2 separate regions of the Homo sapiens genome follow, and region 2 is linked to region 1. Evidence: chromatin loops called from intact Hi-C (ENCODE). Cell type or tissue: mammary epithelial cell. All regions are shown on one strand. Each heading gives the region's core, and the rest is flanking DNA. Links, peaks and the distances in the headings are about the cores only.

Region 1 (8,481 bases), core at 482-8,481:
TGTTGTCTTTAGCTGGATGCCCATGTGCCCAACTAAAACTATATCACCATGTTAAAAACGACAAATTGCTACAGAAGAAAGCCCTTTCCTCTCATCCAGATTCCTGCAACATATCTCTGCTTAAATGGTCCTGGTTCAAAGAGGACTTCCTTGACCACCCTAAGATAGCATCCTCATCACTCTCAGGCCGCTTAGTCTGCTTTAGTTTTCTTCCTAGTGTTTATCATTATCTGATATTACATTGTGTTTTATTTATTATCTGTTTCCAATCTCACACCCCTCCCCCTGCCAAAAATATATGCTCCATAAGAACAGGGGCTTTGTCTCTTGTTCACTGCTGTATTCCTAGCACTTAATATTTACTCAATAATATTTGTTAAATGAATGACTTATGAAGGAACAATGTTCTAATGTGTCTTCCTACCTGTGTTCTTGACAAAAACAAAAAAAAAAGTAAAAAAGAGTTAACTGGCACCAGAGCACCAGAATTCTTCTTAGAAAGGGAGAAAACTTTCTTTTATGATAATAATAACATATCTTCTTGGGGTAGAACATAAAACCTAATGTCCAGTGTTTGAGTAATATTTCTTTTCATGATACAGAGAGTGGATGGAGGTAAGGAGAAAACAGAAGAAAGAAAACTAGGAGGAGAAAAACCAGCAAGATGTCAGAAATCTTCCTAACTGTGACTCTAAAACTTCATTAACATCTACTCCACTTAGAAATACTTTATGTGAGTGGATTGTATGATACTTAAAGAAGGGGTTGGAGTTTACAACCGGGCAGTTATGGAGAAGTACAGATATGGCACATAGAGAAACACTTATTTAAACCCAAGAGCCAGAGAAGGCCTTGAGAATGTAAGCTCCTCTAGAGTTTTCTAAAATCTTGGAGTTCCTAAATGACAGCACATGGGAAGTGGGTAAAATTTACCTTATATGTAAACACTATACATTATTTATGCTTCATCACTCATTTATGTAGGATTTCCTTATACATTTCTCTACTTCTTACTGACATCATTGATACACAAGGACTTTGGTTGGAAGAGATTCGAATCATATAATCATGTGCTTTTCATCATTAATATTTCTAGTGAAAGTAAACACTTGATTCCTCTTCACTGCCGTAGAAAAAGATAAGGCAAGACGTTCAGGCATTCTGCAAACTGCACCCTCACTTTCTATCCACACCCACTGCAGGATTCAATGACTCGATATAGAGTTCGCCCAGATAGGGTCAGATGATCTTTCAACTCCACCTTCCTTTCTGCATAATGCATTTTATCCTGGTAATATGCTTTTTTCCTACCACCTTTTGGTATTAAACCCAGTGTTAAGTTTTTCTTAAGGTGAGAATAATCACACAAAGTCCTTTATTTTGCTTTATAACACTACCTTAGCAGTTAAGTTTTGGAAACAGTAGTATGCATAAAACATATTAGATAGAGGGGTTCTAGGAACAAACCTAGACTATTAACAATAATTATTTTAGAATTACACTGTCATTGCAAACTACAGTTCCCAGTTATCTACTGTTGCATTAAAAAATCACCCCAAAACTCGATGACATAAAACACGTGGATGTGTCATCACATGGTTTTTCTTTCTTTCCATATGGTGAATATACAACCCTAGGACTGCCTCCTGTTCAAGAGGAAACCCACCCTTTGAAAGGCTTTCAAACTCCAACATAGAGGACAGGGGAAAATATATATGGAGTAGCCTGCTTAGCTTTCTTTGTTTCTTTAGCCACTGGGGCAAAGGGCTTTCTTTTCTGTGGGATCCTCATTCCAGGTCTCCTATTGCTGTCAGACCAAGAGTGCCCAGATTACTTTATGGACCTACATGGAAAAGGTCAACAAAAGAGACCACTGAGCTGCCTCTGGTCTAGGAATTATGGGCTAGTGGTTCAGAATAGGAAACCACATAGAAATTGGGACCAATTCCTTAACTGATAATAAAGTAGGTATTTTCCTGGAATGACTTCTGTGCTTCTGTGACTTAAACCTCTGAGGTTAACTGGTGTTCGGGGGAGCTGGTGATCAGCTGGAGGATTCTGAGTCCTAACCATACCCTGTCATGACTAAAGCCTTCATGGTCCTAGACTCCAGCAGAGCTAATCATTCCCTCTCTGTGCCCACACCTGTACCTCTATCCCTAGGATTTGTCTACCTACCTATCCTCCTAAGGTGGGAGATTTTAAAGGGTAACAAATACACACCATTCATCTTTGCATCCCCAGTGCCTAGCACTTATTTCCCACCAGCCAAGTGACCCATCTCTACATCTTATTGCTGTACAGATTCTTCTTAAACACATCACCTTCACGTGTTCAAAAACCTCCCCAGCCTGTCACTGTATCAAGTCTAAACTCCACTACCTAATTTCCAAGAAACTTCATAATATGTGGTAGGTAGAATTAATTATTTTAAGCATTTCTTTTAAGAACTGACCGCTGAAATTCACTGATTTCTCTCAGACAGAAAGAAGACTTAATTTAGGACAACTAAATGGTAAGTCTGGCTGCTCAGGGTAGTCTATTACTTAGTTTCAGGCCATCTTGTATGTTCCCATTACATAGCTCCTTCTAGCTCCCCTGATTGTAAGGTTGTCCAACAAAACAAATTGCATCACAGCATGAAACTATTCACTAATGAACTGATCACTTTTAAATATAATTTTTAAAGGATATATGCCAAATTCATTAAAATGATTACCTGACAAGAGAGGGAAGGGAATAAAATGGAAATGGTGATCAAAAGGGGCTCCACTTTATCTGTGATAGCCTTTTAAAAGAACAATCTATTCACGTGGTGATTGTTTTCAAAGGTGACTACAACAGTCTCTCCCAAGCGGCTCACCCTTTTGTCATGGGACATTACTGCTTCTCTCTCTTAAAGAGGTGGAGTCTATTTCCACCCCTTGAATCTGATCTTGGCCTGTGACCTACTTGGAACACAGAATGTAGAAGTGACAAGGGGAGAGTTCCAGAGATACCCTGCAGCCTTAAGACACCCTGCAGCTTTGCTTCTACTCTCTTAGAACCCTGAAGTACCATGTAAAAAAAGTTTGACTTCCCTACTAGAGAGATCAGATGGAGAGGCCCCAGAGGCTGAAAAATGGAAAAGAGAGAAATCCCAATATCCTAGTTGCCCCAGCTGAGGAGGCAGACACGTGAATGAGTCCATCTCAGATTCCTCAGCTCAAACTACAGATGAATGCATATGCCTAGCAGAAATAATCCATTCTAGTTGAGCCCTGACTAGCCAACCACAGAATCATGAGTAAATAAAACGTTATTTTAAGCCACTGAGTTTCATGCTGGTATGTTACACAGCAATAGATGACTGATATTACTTGTGTTATTCAAAATATATATTTTAAAAATAAATAAGCCCACACGCAAACCTTTCTTTCTATTTAACAACTAGCCTCTTTCCTTTTACCACCTCACACCCCATCTCTTTAATGTCTCTATTCATCTAGCTGATTATACAATATCCAACAATGCAATGCAAAATCAGCGCAAATCAATGCAAAATCAGGGTGAAGTGATTATAATGTGAAATCGCAAATTTTGCAAAATATGTAGGAAATCATGAAGTTGATGAAGGTAATGTTAGAGAAGCCCTTGAATCATGGGCAACTCCTCTGACAAATGAGAATCTGCAGCTGGAATAGTTAACATTAACATTTGAAGAAGAACAAATCTACATGGATGATGGCACAATAAGTGCTTCAAAAAGAAATGATTTGAATGTCAAAATTTAAGAGAGGCTCTTGGAAAATTGATGAAGCCCTCAAATATTTTTGAAATAGTGACACTCTATGATTTGCCCACAAAAGTCAAATGTAAAAGGACGTCGTGTCATGATATCATATAATTTTGTTAGAAAATTATGCTTCTTAAAATCAACACTTGATTCATCCTTTATTCTAATATTTAACACATTTTTGACCAACTAAATTTTATTAAATATAAGGTAAATTAATTTTAATAATGTTCTTACTTTTTTAAAAGATAACATCTCAACCAAACCTTCTTTTCACCTTTTTTGGTCTCTATTTTTAAAGCATTTGCTTTAAGTGGGTTTTGGTGGCACCAATTATCTGAAGAAATTGAAGGCCTCTGTAAATATCTTTAGTTCATCTTCCTAACTGGCAGCTATACTCATTGAGAGCAGGGTCTCCGTCATGCTTTGCCAATGTCTTCTGGATAGTGCTTCATGCATATAGCAGAAGGCAGAGATTCAACCAACGTGATAACCAATGGCCTGCTGATTGATTGGCTTACATGTAGGTGTTACTATTGACGAATGGCATTGTTCCATTATCAATCCCTGACCTGGTATGAGCTGGCATTTGTTCGTCTCAAAATTGTTCATAGAAGGCCTATTACAAACTTCCTGCTGAAAGCACTTTCAAAGGCTGGATACGTTTAAAATCAACTCAAGCATGTAAAGCCATTTTAGGAAAATAAGCCCCACATCCCAAGGTTCAGCTGAGGAGGGCCACATTTGAGAACAGGTGTGCCACTTCACTGAGCAGGAATTTTAAAATGTCAAACATTAGAACCACTTGAGAAACTCCAACTCAGCCTGCCAACAGACACTTCTGGGCACGTGTCAATAAATGCCTTGCAGAGATGGGCATTTGAGAAAGTCTCTCCTCACCAACTCAAAGTTAGTTAAAACAAATCATCACGGTAGGTTCTTAAAAAGACCACATTTTATTTTTCCTCAGTCTCACTTCTTGAAAAAAACAATCATTTTTTTAAATGTGGTCATTCAAAAAGTTTCCATATATTACATAACAGTCATAACAGCAGTATTACTTTTTTTAAATATCCCTGAAGTTCAATCTCTTTTAACTTATTTTGTATCTGCAACTGCAAGAGTAATAAGAACTGAGCTGTTTTCCTTATCATTATCAGAGTTAGTCCCATTCCTTTGCAAATGAGAAACTAATAATACAAACTTGGCTGCAGTACCCTTTAAACTCTATGCCTCCCAGTAGGACACCCGGTGTTCTGCAACCCATCAGTCAGTTCTAGGGCAAATGCAAACAATACTTTCCGTTACAATAACTTGTATCCAGGAAAAAGAAACAGGCACCCTGTTGCATCTGCAGCATAGCAGCCAGAGAAAAGTTTACCAGCTTTAGCCAATTGGAAGCTGTGGAGCTGGGCCAAGTTAGCATGTTTTTCTCCGCCTCTAGATGAAGTCATGATTGAAATATGACATTGAAAGGGAAGGGGAACAGGAAAGAAAAGCTAAACCTGCAACAAAGTGTCCTGTGCCCAGAACGCGGTTAGGAAGTGTGTGCATACGTCTGAACCCTAAATGGTTCTCAGTTCTGTAAACTTCTCCTCCCACTGGGTGGAGTAGGGCCTTTAAGAGCAGCTGGAATGCAGTTCCCCTGATCAGCGTAGCCAGTTGTTGCCTGTCTGAACCTCTGCCAGTCCTGGAGACTGGTGCCCTGAGCTCCAACCAGCGGGCCTCATCCTACACCCTCACCACCGCAACTTCTCACCCGAGCAAGAAGCAGCTCCCAGAGAGAAAGAACGTTCCCACCTGCCTAGCCATGGGAGAGGACGCTGCACAGGCCGAAAAGTTCCAGCACCCTGGGTCTGACATGCGGCAGGAAAAGCCCTCGAGCCCCAGCCCGATGCCTTCCTCCACACCAAGCCCCAGCCTGAACCTAGGGAACACAGAGGAGGCCATCCGGGACAACTCACAGGTGAACGCAGTCACGGTGCTCACGCTCCTGGACAAGCTGGTGAACATGCTAGACGCTGTGCAGGAGAACCAGCACAAGATGGAGCAGCGACAGATCAGTTTGGAGGGCTCCGTGAAGGGCATCCAGAATGACCTCACCAAGCTCTCCAAGTACCAGGCCTCCACCAGCAACACGGTGAGCAAGCTGCTGGAGAAGTCCCGCAAGGTCAGCGCCCACACGCGCGCGGTCAAAGAGCGCATGGATAGGCAGTGCGCACAGGTGAAGCGGCTGGAGAACAACCACGCCCAGCTCCTCCGACGCAACCATTTCAAAGTGCTCATCTTCCAGGTCAGTTCCCCCTATGCCTCCTTACAGGCGGGCTGGAACTCCTTATCATTCTTGATCTCGCTCATCCTGGCTCTCACAGCCATTTTTACATTTGTCCTGCCTGTCAGGGATCACACATACAAGGCACTGTCCCCTGTCTGCCTGCGGAAAGCAAATGTGAAATCTTCACACAGGGGTGGGAATTTCCCAGGTCACTACAGACTAATCCAAAGAAGATGTCCCCGGGCTTAGTAGGCCCCGGGTCATTTGTCAGGGAGCACCTGGATGCACTCTGTACAGGTTGGGAAGATGTGCAGGTGCGTGCACCCTAGTCAAATTCATTTGTCTCTTTGCATTAGGAGCTTAGGGCTCTGGCTGCAGCTGTTAGCTGGACAGGGCAAATTAATTCAGTGGCTGTTCATTAACTCTTAGTGGAAATGAAGTGATCATGTGAGGTATTTTGTGGTTTTTTTAACCAAAAAGTCAAACTATCCCTTTATACAAAGGCTATCAACGTTTTGGGGACCAATCAAATAGAGGATTGATTCCATTAGAGTTAGCCTTGTTCTTTTAAGACTTTTTTGGGGCAAAGCAATCTTGTGGAGTTCTTTTCTAGCAAATGCACTAGAAAAAGAGAGTACAAACACACTAGACGTGCCTCTCCTTGTTCAGAGAGACCACAACTGTTAAGTAAAATAAAAGGAGTGTTATCAGTTATAGTCACAAAGGCTAGTCTTAAATGTTTCTCCTTCAAACGGTTGCCTTAGAATAAAAAGGCCACTTAATTTTTTTTAATGCATCAATGATGCAATTAATGTAGCAAGAGGCTATCTGGGGACAGGGAGATTGCGTGGGGCTCTTGTTCCGCCAAGTGGTGGGCATTTGTGAATCCCAGGGCAGCCCTGCCTAATGCTGGAAGCCCTTCCGCCCAGTGGAATCCAGCCAGCACAGAGCCCAGGAAGCGATTGCCATCCTCGCTCCAGGGCTGTCTCGTTGTGACCATATGAATAGGAGAGGATTTCAAAGCCATGGAGGGGAGAGGCTATAACCAACAGTTTGATTGTGAAAGGCACACAGGGAAAGCCTTCATCTCCCAAGAGAGATTTAGAAATTGGGATTTAAACCGAGGGAGTCTTCTTTTTCAAAATGAATCTGCTCTGCCAAGTTAGAAGCCTTCCTACCCCCATAAAAGGAAAGACTCATCTCGCTGCTTTTTTGTCCTCCTCAAATTGCACTTGAATATTGTAAAGGTTTAGGGAGCCTATGTCCTCCTCTACCTTGCAGGCTTTTGCAGCTGAAAACTTTTCAGCTTTTAATGCAAATGCAGTAGCTTTTCATGCACCAGATGAATTGAAAAGAGATACTGTAACTGGGCCTTTCTTAAGCCATATGAGATCCTTACTTTATTAGCCTAAGAGATATTAGAAATCTCAGCTCTCAAGCCATTTCTAAATTAAATACTGATCTCCAAACAAAACCAAACATGTACAGACCTGTTTAAGTCTGAGACACCAAAGGAAATTTTCCTGCTTCCAGTATGAATCAGGCAAATTATCTCTTGTCCCATCCCTCAGTTAAGGAGGAGGAAAAAAGTATTTATCTTGTAGAGGAAAGTCACAATTCGTCAGGATTGGGTTTTGTTTTGTTTTGTCATGGATGTTCTGCAGATGTTGGGGGGAGGGATGGAGAGGATATGCTAGTAGAAATTCAGGAGAATTATAAATCTGACATTAAAAAAAAACTGCTTGGGAACTTAAAGGCATATGCTGTTGTGAGGGTCTGACATGGTCTCCTGTTTTGTCACATTGAATTGACAGGTGTGAAATTGCAGCCAGATATGGTAGAAATTCTCCATATAGTGAGTAAAAGCTGAAACAGGGGTGCTCAAGACCAAACTGGAAGCTAAGAATATCCACAGAAATGTGCTCGGACTCCATTCTGGGCCCTTTAGAAAACAATCCCCAAGGACACCTTTAAAGAGCATTTTAGGAGGCAGGAAACTAGAGGCAAGTGACTGGACCTTTCTTAAGCCGTGTAAGATCCTTTATTAGCCTAAAGGATATTAGAATTCTCAACTCTCAAGGCATCGCAAGATGATTGTTTTGTATAAAACTAATGCAAGCACAGTCCCTCAGTGGACTCTCTTGTTCCTTCTAAAAGTAGCAGTTTCCCCAGAGTAGTAATTATGCCAATGGATAAAATAATAATTTGTATTAGAGAGTGGTCCAGTATAGTAGTTCAGAAGATAAATTTTGGAGTCACACAAACAGTAGTTCAAATCCTAGTTCTACCACTTGCTAAATATGTGATATTGGACACAGTTTGTAGCTTCTCCAAACCTGTTTCCTCATCTATACACTGATGATATTAATAAGAGCAAAAAAAATCAAGCACTTAATAAACCCAGCATACATTGGTAAGCATCTTATCTCAT
Region 2 (8,568 bases), core at 225-8,224, 94 kb before region 1:
AGCATAATGTTTAAAACTTGGCCTCTGAAGCAAGGCAGATATGACTGCCAGTCTAAGCTTCACTTTACTAACTAACCTTGGGCTAGTTGCCTAACTTCATTATGCCTCATATTTTAAATGGAGAAAAAAATATATTCCATGTCGAATATGACTAGTTTGAGAAATGAACATGACAATCCATACTTGTGCTCAGAATAGTGACATGCACACAGTGAACTTCCAATATATGGAAATTATTTTATAGAGATTTGATAAATAAGTGTTGTAAAAGTAAATAAATAAGAAGAAACCACATTTCATCAGTTAAATATTGCATCATGGGGGAATCATATGGTCACAGAAGGAATCAAGCAGTTATCCTTACTCAAAAAAAAAAAAAACCATCTCTCATCTCTTTGAAGACAAGAGAGCTGGTTTTGGTTCTGGAAAATAAGACAATATAGAGTTAAGAAACAACACAGCATCTCTAATTCTCTTTTTCAAATGGGTCCACTGGTATTGTGTCTGAATAAGAGGGGGTCATTCTGCTACTTTAAAATAGGTCTATCCTGATAAAGCACATACCATTAAACCTCTTGTGTGATTTCAGACAGGGAATGAGTGAGTCAATATTGCAGTGACTTTGCAGGATCAAAGTCTTCCCTTGCATGGATCCTGGAGAAATCAGTGCAGACTATTGAAATATGACAGAGATTATCTCTATGTCATATTAGACTCTCTACTAATGTTTGTCTTCAGATGCTCCTTCCCTTTGCCAAAATTATGCAACCCCTGCACCACCTGTTGTTCCTCCCCAGTTACAGTAGACGTGTTAGTTATATAATTAATCATCTGAATATCAATGATAAAAGGTTTTTCACTGAATTAATTGATACATGCATACGATCATCCTCAGGAAGCTCACATAAAGGACGGATAAAGGAGAAACAGAGGATGATACAAAGTAATGGGGTGGGTTTTATAACAAGTGCATAAATATACAAATGAATACGAACCTTTGAAATCAACATCAGGAAGTTATGTGTGATGTCCCACCTGCTACCCAGCACATTCAAAGCCTCCTTCCAGCCTCACCGTGGACAGAAATCTACTGACACCTCCACTCTGGGTATGGCACCTTGGTTGATATCTACTTCCAGTAATACTAAATGTGTTGTTTTAACTTGAATCTTTTGTACATTTTTAATTTTTAATTAATTTTTACTCTTTCTCTTGTATCAGGTAAGAAATGAAAGAAATAATATTTTATTTTTCCAAGCCAAATTTAATCCAGGACAAGAACCTAACTCAGAACTAATGAGAAGTTCCAAATCAGGTATTATAGGGGAAAGGGAGAGACGAACAGGAGCAAGGCCCCACCCTCCGTTCTCAGTGGTCCCATTGCCATGGCTAAACCTCCCTGTCTTCCTGATCCATCACAGGAACTCCCCACACGAGTGGCTCAGCCACGGTGATCGTCCCGAGGCAGCGTCTGTCAAGACCCACACAGTCAAACCCATTCTTTTGGGTTTGGCTGTATTTTGAGAGGGCTTTATTCCCTTCCTCTCTATGGATGTCTCCCCTTATTGGGCTTTCTCTCTTTCTCGAAGTAATAACCACCTCTTTTTTCTTCACCTCATGCAATAGCCATCCTCCATTATAGCCCTTCTCTGCCACAATCTAGCTTCATTCTTTTCCATGAACTTAGACCTTGAAAACAGGGGCCTTCTAATGAATCTAGACATGAAAACAAAGCCCAAATTATCATGAAGTACATCAAATAATTAATAAATATATTACATACGTAACACTTTATTACTTTATTAACTGGCAAAATTAGCAAATATAGATAAGCCGGAGGCATAAAATAGTATCACCACCAAGAGAAAAGCACCATGGTGTTTGTGTATATCGTTTCAAATAATTTATATGAATATATTAATATATGTTGAGTTTTTCTAAGACAAAATAATTTATTAATAAACTGAATCCTCACTAAAGAATATGAAGTTTAATAGTTATTAAGCATAATTTGTCAAACTACACATATACAGTGTAGCTTTTGTGTACATTTCAATCACTCTCAGTTACGAGTCAGTGAGGCCTTTAAAGAATTTAGCTGAGGATCATCTCTATTGCACTGCATCTTTACCTTTCCTTCCACCATCTCACATACTACTTAAAAGGGGCCTTTTGTCTTCGCACTTTCATGCCAGCTGAAGGCATTCTCAGTCTCATGCTCTGCATCTGTCCAAAGTGTACCCATAAAGCATGGAAACCTTATTGACAGTTTCTCCCTCATTATCCCTGTGCCTAAGTCGTATCTACCTAGATCCAGAGATGCTAAGGCAGTTTTTCCCCCCACTCACTCTAAAGATGCTTTGTTTCTTCTCTTTTCACCTTGTGGAGGTCTCTTCCTCTGATCCCTAAGCTGGAGAAGCCCAGGGTTTTGCCACTTAACCATCGCATGCTCACAACACATTATGCTGAAGCTGCCATTCTTTCACCAGTTCACACTTAAGTTAAACTCATCTCATAATTGGTGCTAGCCTCAAAGCTGAGTTATTTTTCTCAAACTGGAGCTCTCCTTCCCCACTGATGTCTCTTCCTCTGCCTTGCACAGTATGAGTAAAGAGCTGTTCACTGCCATTAGTTAAGGCATTCAGCTTGGTTCAGAACCAGGAGTTTGTATAAGTAGTGTAACATTGAACAACAACAGCAATGACATTAAGTGTACATATTTTTACTTCTATTTATTCAAAAATGCAACACCTGATAATATTCAAAAGCACTCAAACCAACTCTCAAGCCTAAACACAACATAAAATTGAATAATTAAAAATAATGTAAAAAAATCATGTACATTCCTTTAAGTAATATACAAATAGCTGCTACCCATTACCTGAGCTGAAGTTAGCTAATACAAAATGGCATTGAATTTTACTGGAAGAATTACTTCAGCAAAGACAGACTGAATTCTACTAACAGGCTTCACTACATGTTACCTAAAGGAGTCTTTTTCTAAGAACCAAGAGGAAGAGAAAATGTTATGGCCACTAAAGAACACACTTATCTCCTTACTACTCACTTGCGGGGAAAACAAAATTCTTAGCTAGAAATTACTTCATCTGTTCACATCCGTAACCTCTTCACCAATGACAGTTCCTGTAAGTCACCCTCAGCATGAGAAATGACAATATATGGTATGGGGGAAAAAAGAAAGTGAACCGGAAAGAGCTAAGTGGGAAATCAGAAGCCCTGGAAAGGTGAAAGGAATGAAGATAACAAACTATTGAATTGTAGGAGGAGGGCAATTATGGGAAGAGGAATGTAAGAGATTGTCCATTCAAATAATCCTTCTAGAAGAACTGAGTCTAAAATATCTGATCAGGATTTCAGGACTATGAAATGACAGCAAGAAAGCAGGGAGCAGAAAGGTGGCATCGCTGGGAAGGCCTCTTGCCCCGAAGTCTGAGAAGGTTAACCTTCTGTGTATACAGAGTTTGCAGGCAGAGGAGCTGGCTTGGCAGGCTGGGCAGAATCAGGCCAAGGCACAACTCCAAAAAATGATTTTCAGGACTCTGGGTGAGAAGGAGAATATGTTTAAAATAAAAGTTTTGTCATGTGCATATTTTCTTCCTTACAAATCTTGACCTCAAGATATGTAAATTAGATTTTGTATATTCTGCAGGGCAACCTTGTCCCAAAGCACTAGGTCTGCTCTCCAGATAAAGAATAAAAGAAAGGCTCATCCTCTCCACCCAGAGGCTAGCCCTCCCTCCCAGGGATGTGGAGGTGCTGTAGCAATCACAAGTGCAGGCTGCTGGATAGTATCTGATCTGGCTACTCCTGGAAAACAAAATCCTAGGGTTATAAAGCAGCCCTGAGAAGCATTAGAAAAGACAAGCTAAAAAAGGAAGCAGACTAGCCCCTGCATGTAGAAGACAAATCCATCTGTAGTCTGCCTGGGGATATATGGGTCAGAACTGCCAAGCGGAGCAAACCATTGGAAAGTATTGTTTAGGTTTGAAAAGATGAGTAGAAAGAGAAAAATGACTGCTCTTTAAGTGGAGGTTAAGAAAGAAATAGGAATGGAAGCCCCAGTGTTCCACTTCTCAGCTATTCCAAAGGCACGTGACTCGTTCTTCACAGAATAGTGCTAAACAGAGCTGGGTGATTTGTAATTAAGCTCACAGACTAAAGAGTGAGTCTTATAAACAGCCAGTGATGTTGCTGGCTTCCCCCCAGAGGATTGAGACTTTGCTACACCAGCATCCTCAAAATAACATTATATTTCACTTTTAAATAAGATGTACATGAATGTTCACTTGTGCCCAATTACAGTAATGCATGATTTACATAAAATTAACTCTCCTGCTTAATTACAGTCACACAGGGATTAAGGGAGAAGGGGCTTTTGCTTTGTAAACAGTACCTGCTTTAACACTTAGCCTCTCCATGAAGTAACTAGTCCAATCATAAATGAAAATGAGTTCTTTAGTCATTGAGATTTGCCATATATTTTTATGGATCAGGATAATGTGTAAACTGAGTCAGGACTATGTGTAAACTTCCCTCAGAATTATGTGTAAAATGAGTCACCAGAGTTTTTATCTAGTTAGAGCAAAGGAATCCAATTCTTTTGAAATGTGAATGTATAAACTGGATTGCTTTGTAGCAAAGATCTAGGGTTTTGAAGTTTGGCATACAATGTGGAGTTTAACCCTCTGGGTAAGGAATCTGCAAAGGGCAAGAGAATGAGTCTCCAGTTTTCCAGAAGCAGCAAAGAAAACGCTTTCTTTAAAGGGCAATCCAAAGCTGCTTTGACAACAAGATGATTAAAGGCTGCCCCTTCTCTCATCTTACATCTGTCACTTTTCTGCATCCTGCTTTTTGTCACAAACATGAACAGAATTTTTCTCTGAATAGGACTTCAGAATGCACATTAACAGAGAATTAAAAGTGAAGTTCATTGCAAACCACCCCAAAAGAATTTTTCCTTTTCTCCGCCTCTGCCAGACCAGGTGCCAGAACTGGAGTCGAAGAAAATTCATTGAGCTGGCACAATGAGAAAATGATTGAAGGCAACAGGGATTGAAGTTTCATCGTTATCAGTTCAGTGGGGACGTGAAAATGCTTCTCTAAAAAGCTGCACAAAAATACCTCAAGGGGACTGAACACTCACTGCACTGGCTAACCACAAAAGATGGCAATTTCATTTTGCCACATCGTCAACCTTTTTTCACCTAGTACATAGAAGCACCAGATACCATAGGTAGAGAAAAGGCTTTGAAGGAGGGAAAGAAAACAAGATAACCTGTGAGCACCTAGGAAAAGCGTGGAAGAACAAGATCTTAGAGCAGATTGCATTTGGAAGAAAGGATTATAAATTGAAATTAAGCAAATTGGATCTTATCTTCAGAATATTGAAAAAAAAATCACATTCCTAACTCAGGGCTCAGTACTTAACTTCTTCAGAAATACTTCTAAACACTATTCCTAATAAACTAGATACCTATAACATACCAAGCACTTTTTTATAAAAGAATCATTAACCAGAAATCATTAACCAAGAATTGCATTTAATATGTGCAAGCATGGTATATAATACAAAATTATTTTACTTCATAATCCCTGCCCACTTATTTTGCAACAAAATGTTAAATGTACCGACCTTTTCAAGTCCTTAAATTTAGGAAGGCTTCTGTGGGAGAGGTTTTCAAAGGTATCTTTGGAAAGTCTGGAGATAGTACAGGGTCACTTGGCAGTTTGTGGGGGAAATTTTTCCAGTCATCTGTATTTTATTTCTTTCTTTCATCATTGTAAATTTTTCTGTCAGGATCTGAGGCATTAGAGAGATTAAGTTCTTGATTTTTTTTTGTTTGTTTGTTTGCTCCTTTGAAATCAAGGTCTTTCTGTTCTCCCGAGTTATCATCTCCCTGGCACTGGCTCTTTCATATTGTGCCCGATGCTATAAGGCATCCTTACTCTAAAATGCATGAATCAACCTTCAATTTTCCATCCTTTGATCCTTCATTGAGTTGTTGTTTCACAATATCAAAAAGCCTCAAAAGCTATGACTTGAATAGTGGCCATACTCAAAGGAACAGTATGACAGGCTTGATCCTGAATACACAAAATCAAAACGCCTTACATTTCACATGAAACCCTTTATTTGACCTGATAGTAATGGAATGAAGCTGTCCTTAAAGCACTGAATTTGTCTCTCTAGCTGCATTTGAAGATTTTAAGAATTGATATCATGGTTTATTGATTGTAATAATGTGTAATGTATATAAAATTATAATTTATGACTAAGGATAAAAACAGGAACATGTATGAACCTCCTACTCATCCTATATAGGAGTGGGATTGTTTGGGGCACTTTCTAAATATTATTTTGATTATTTTTTATAAAAATTCCCAGATATTTTATTATTTTGCCAATTTTAGGATGAAATGACATAAAGTAACAGGTAATGTTGCAAATAATGTGGCAAAGGTCACAGAGTCAGGATGAGCCACTGCCAAGATTTGAACCCAAATCAAACCAAAATCTATTCTGCTCCACCATATTATGCTGTTTTTTTATGTTCTGTTTTATACTAGAATTGAAGAAATAATACATCTTTTGAAGTTACATGTTGGCATCCAAATTTTTACTCCAATGATGGTGCAATTGCTTCAATTATTTTGAAATTTTGCTATGGAAATTATCCTCAGAGATAGTTTATGAACCACACCAGAATGCCTGTTTTAACATATTATAAGGATGCTGTCTTTCAATTTCTACCTTTCTGTTCATGCCTCTTCATCATTCTCCCAATTTTAACAAACTTAACCACACACAAAGTTCTTCTTGCCTAAAGTATAGTTGCCAGGGAAAAAGGCTAAACAAGATAGCTTCAGAGTCTTATAAGTGATATCATATCAGAAATTATCTTGTTCATGTGTATGTTTAGTTGTTTTTTCTTTTGGATCTTTTCCCTCTTACACCTTTTCACGCCCAAGGAATGTTACTCTTCGTGAGATCAAGAAGCCTGTCTAGTTGATACGACCCCAGTTCTAAGAACAGTTCTTGGCATTTTGTAGGTGCCCAATTAAACTTGATGAATGAATAAATGGGTGAAATTTAAGTCATCCCCAAGCTTCTTCCAAGTTGTGTGATATGACTGCTCTATGCCAGTCAAGAACGTAACTATGCCATTATGACATTAATCAGCAGAAGATGAATAAGATATGTTCAGTATGAAAGTTACTGGTCTCTAAATGGAGCCCCAAAAGTGTAAGCTAACAGTACAGAAGCAGCTAAAAGGGCCTCAGAGTCATGTTTTCCTTTCCTCTTTCTTCCTTCCAATTCTCCATAAGCCATACCAGTTTCCAGGAAACACCCTGCTGGGGTAAAGGGTAGTATGGAGCTGGTGTGCTATAAATTATAGTCATTACAACATGTCAGCAGACCCCCCAGCTGAGCTCTTTAACTCACTGCCATGAGAGCTTTCAAGGACATTCACTTTCAGGAAGGTTTAGGAGCATCAAATGCCTTTTGCAACCCACCAGGTTTTTTAACTCACGTGAGTCTGACACTTGTTAGGTGCATTTTATCTTGCAATCTATGTAATTAGGAGCTGTCAGATTAAAAATGATTTGCTGCCACTGAAAGGCATTCCAACTCTAAGATTCATTTGTAAATGTTGTTCTCTTTCCTTTGTCTCTCGTTGTATCCTTTCAATACTTAGTACAAAGCAGCATGAGGGGACAATGTATTGTGACCACCTTGATTGCCAAAGAAAGGCACATCCTAAAGCTCATTCAGAAAAAAATCAATGATTGTCAAGTCATTATTGGAATTTTCAGACGTCATATATACATCCTTACAATTGTCAAAATGCAAATGTGCTCTCGTTTTATTTCTTATTAATATCACTTATTTTTGACCTTTACTCAAAGAAGGAAAACTTTTTAAGTGGCTCTTGTTGGCAGAGATCAGAGTGGCTAAAAAGTGAAAGGATATGTAGAATAAAACTCAAACACAAAACTAGACAGGAATAAAGGAACAAGGGGCACCTAGTCCTGTTTCATTTGTTGAAGACACAGGCTCTGATTTTATCATTGGCCATTCATGTGAAGGGATTCAAGAAAAAAAGAAAAAATAATGTTATCTAAGAAGCGTACTTCCAAAGCTACTGAGGTAAAAGGTGTAAAATGAACCTTTCCTTCCATGAGATCAGCCATAAATGAAAGAGATGTATTCAGAATAAATTACCACCAGCAACAACATTCATCAACCAGGCTTTTGATGTCATATGGAAGAGTTGAGGGGTGAAATGAGGAAAAGCCATTTTAAATTACCTAATTCTAAGGATGTGCATTTCCACCCCCGCCTGGTTTAAAATTTCAAATAAATAAAAGCCTGCTTGTTAATAGTTAAAATGATTAGTAGGTAGAAGACCCTGGATCTGTCAGACCCAAAATGTGCTAGAGAGAAAAAATCCATAAGATACTACCGGAAATAAAACTGTTTTTAATTGTATATGTTACTATTATGTGTTTGCACATTTATTATTAAAATTTGATTACTCTTTCCTT

What was found. A loop is a pair of places that touch in the nucleus more often than their neighbours do. Peaks named below come from ENCODE experiments on the same cell type or tissue, not always from the same donor. Only the 100,000 strongest peaks of a DNase experiment are listed, where the experiment ranks them.
Region 2: it touches region 1 in a loop (1.8-fold over the local background); 2 of 110 quality-filtered maps call a loop at or near these places.

The regions. Positions count from the first base shown.
Region 1 is chr2:191,844,030-191,852,510 of GRCh38, reverse strand. CAVIN2 (caveolae associated protein 2) reads left to right here and starts at 5,423. Exons shown (of 2, transcript NM_004657.6): 1 at 5,423-6,068. The coding sequence starts at 5,586. CAVIN2-AS1 (CAVIN2 and TMEFF2 antisense RNA 1) reads right to left here and starts at 6,023. Exons shown (of 4, transcript NR_187184.1): 1 at 5,740-6,023. RefSeq lists an enhancer at 5,210-5,718. In mammary epithelial cell, for the core only: a CTCF peak has its summit at 5,293; DNase peaks (open chromatin) are centred at 5,320 and 7,550; H3K4me3 peaks cover 3,273 bases; H3K27ac peaks cover 2,980 bases.
Region 2 is chr2:191,937,875-191,946,442 of GRCh38, reverse strand. All of the region lies in intron 1 of CAVIN2-AS1 (CAVIN2 and TMEFF2 antisense RNA 1), which reads right to left. Among named protein-coding and RNA genes, the nearest start is that of CAVIN2, 95 kb to the right of the region's middle. In mammary epithelial cell, for the core only: no CTCF peak of the experiment used is centred there; a DNase peak (open chromatin) is centred at 3,932.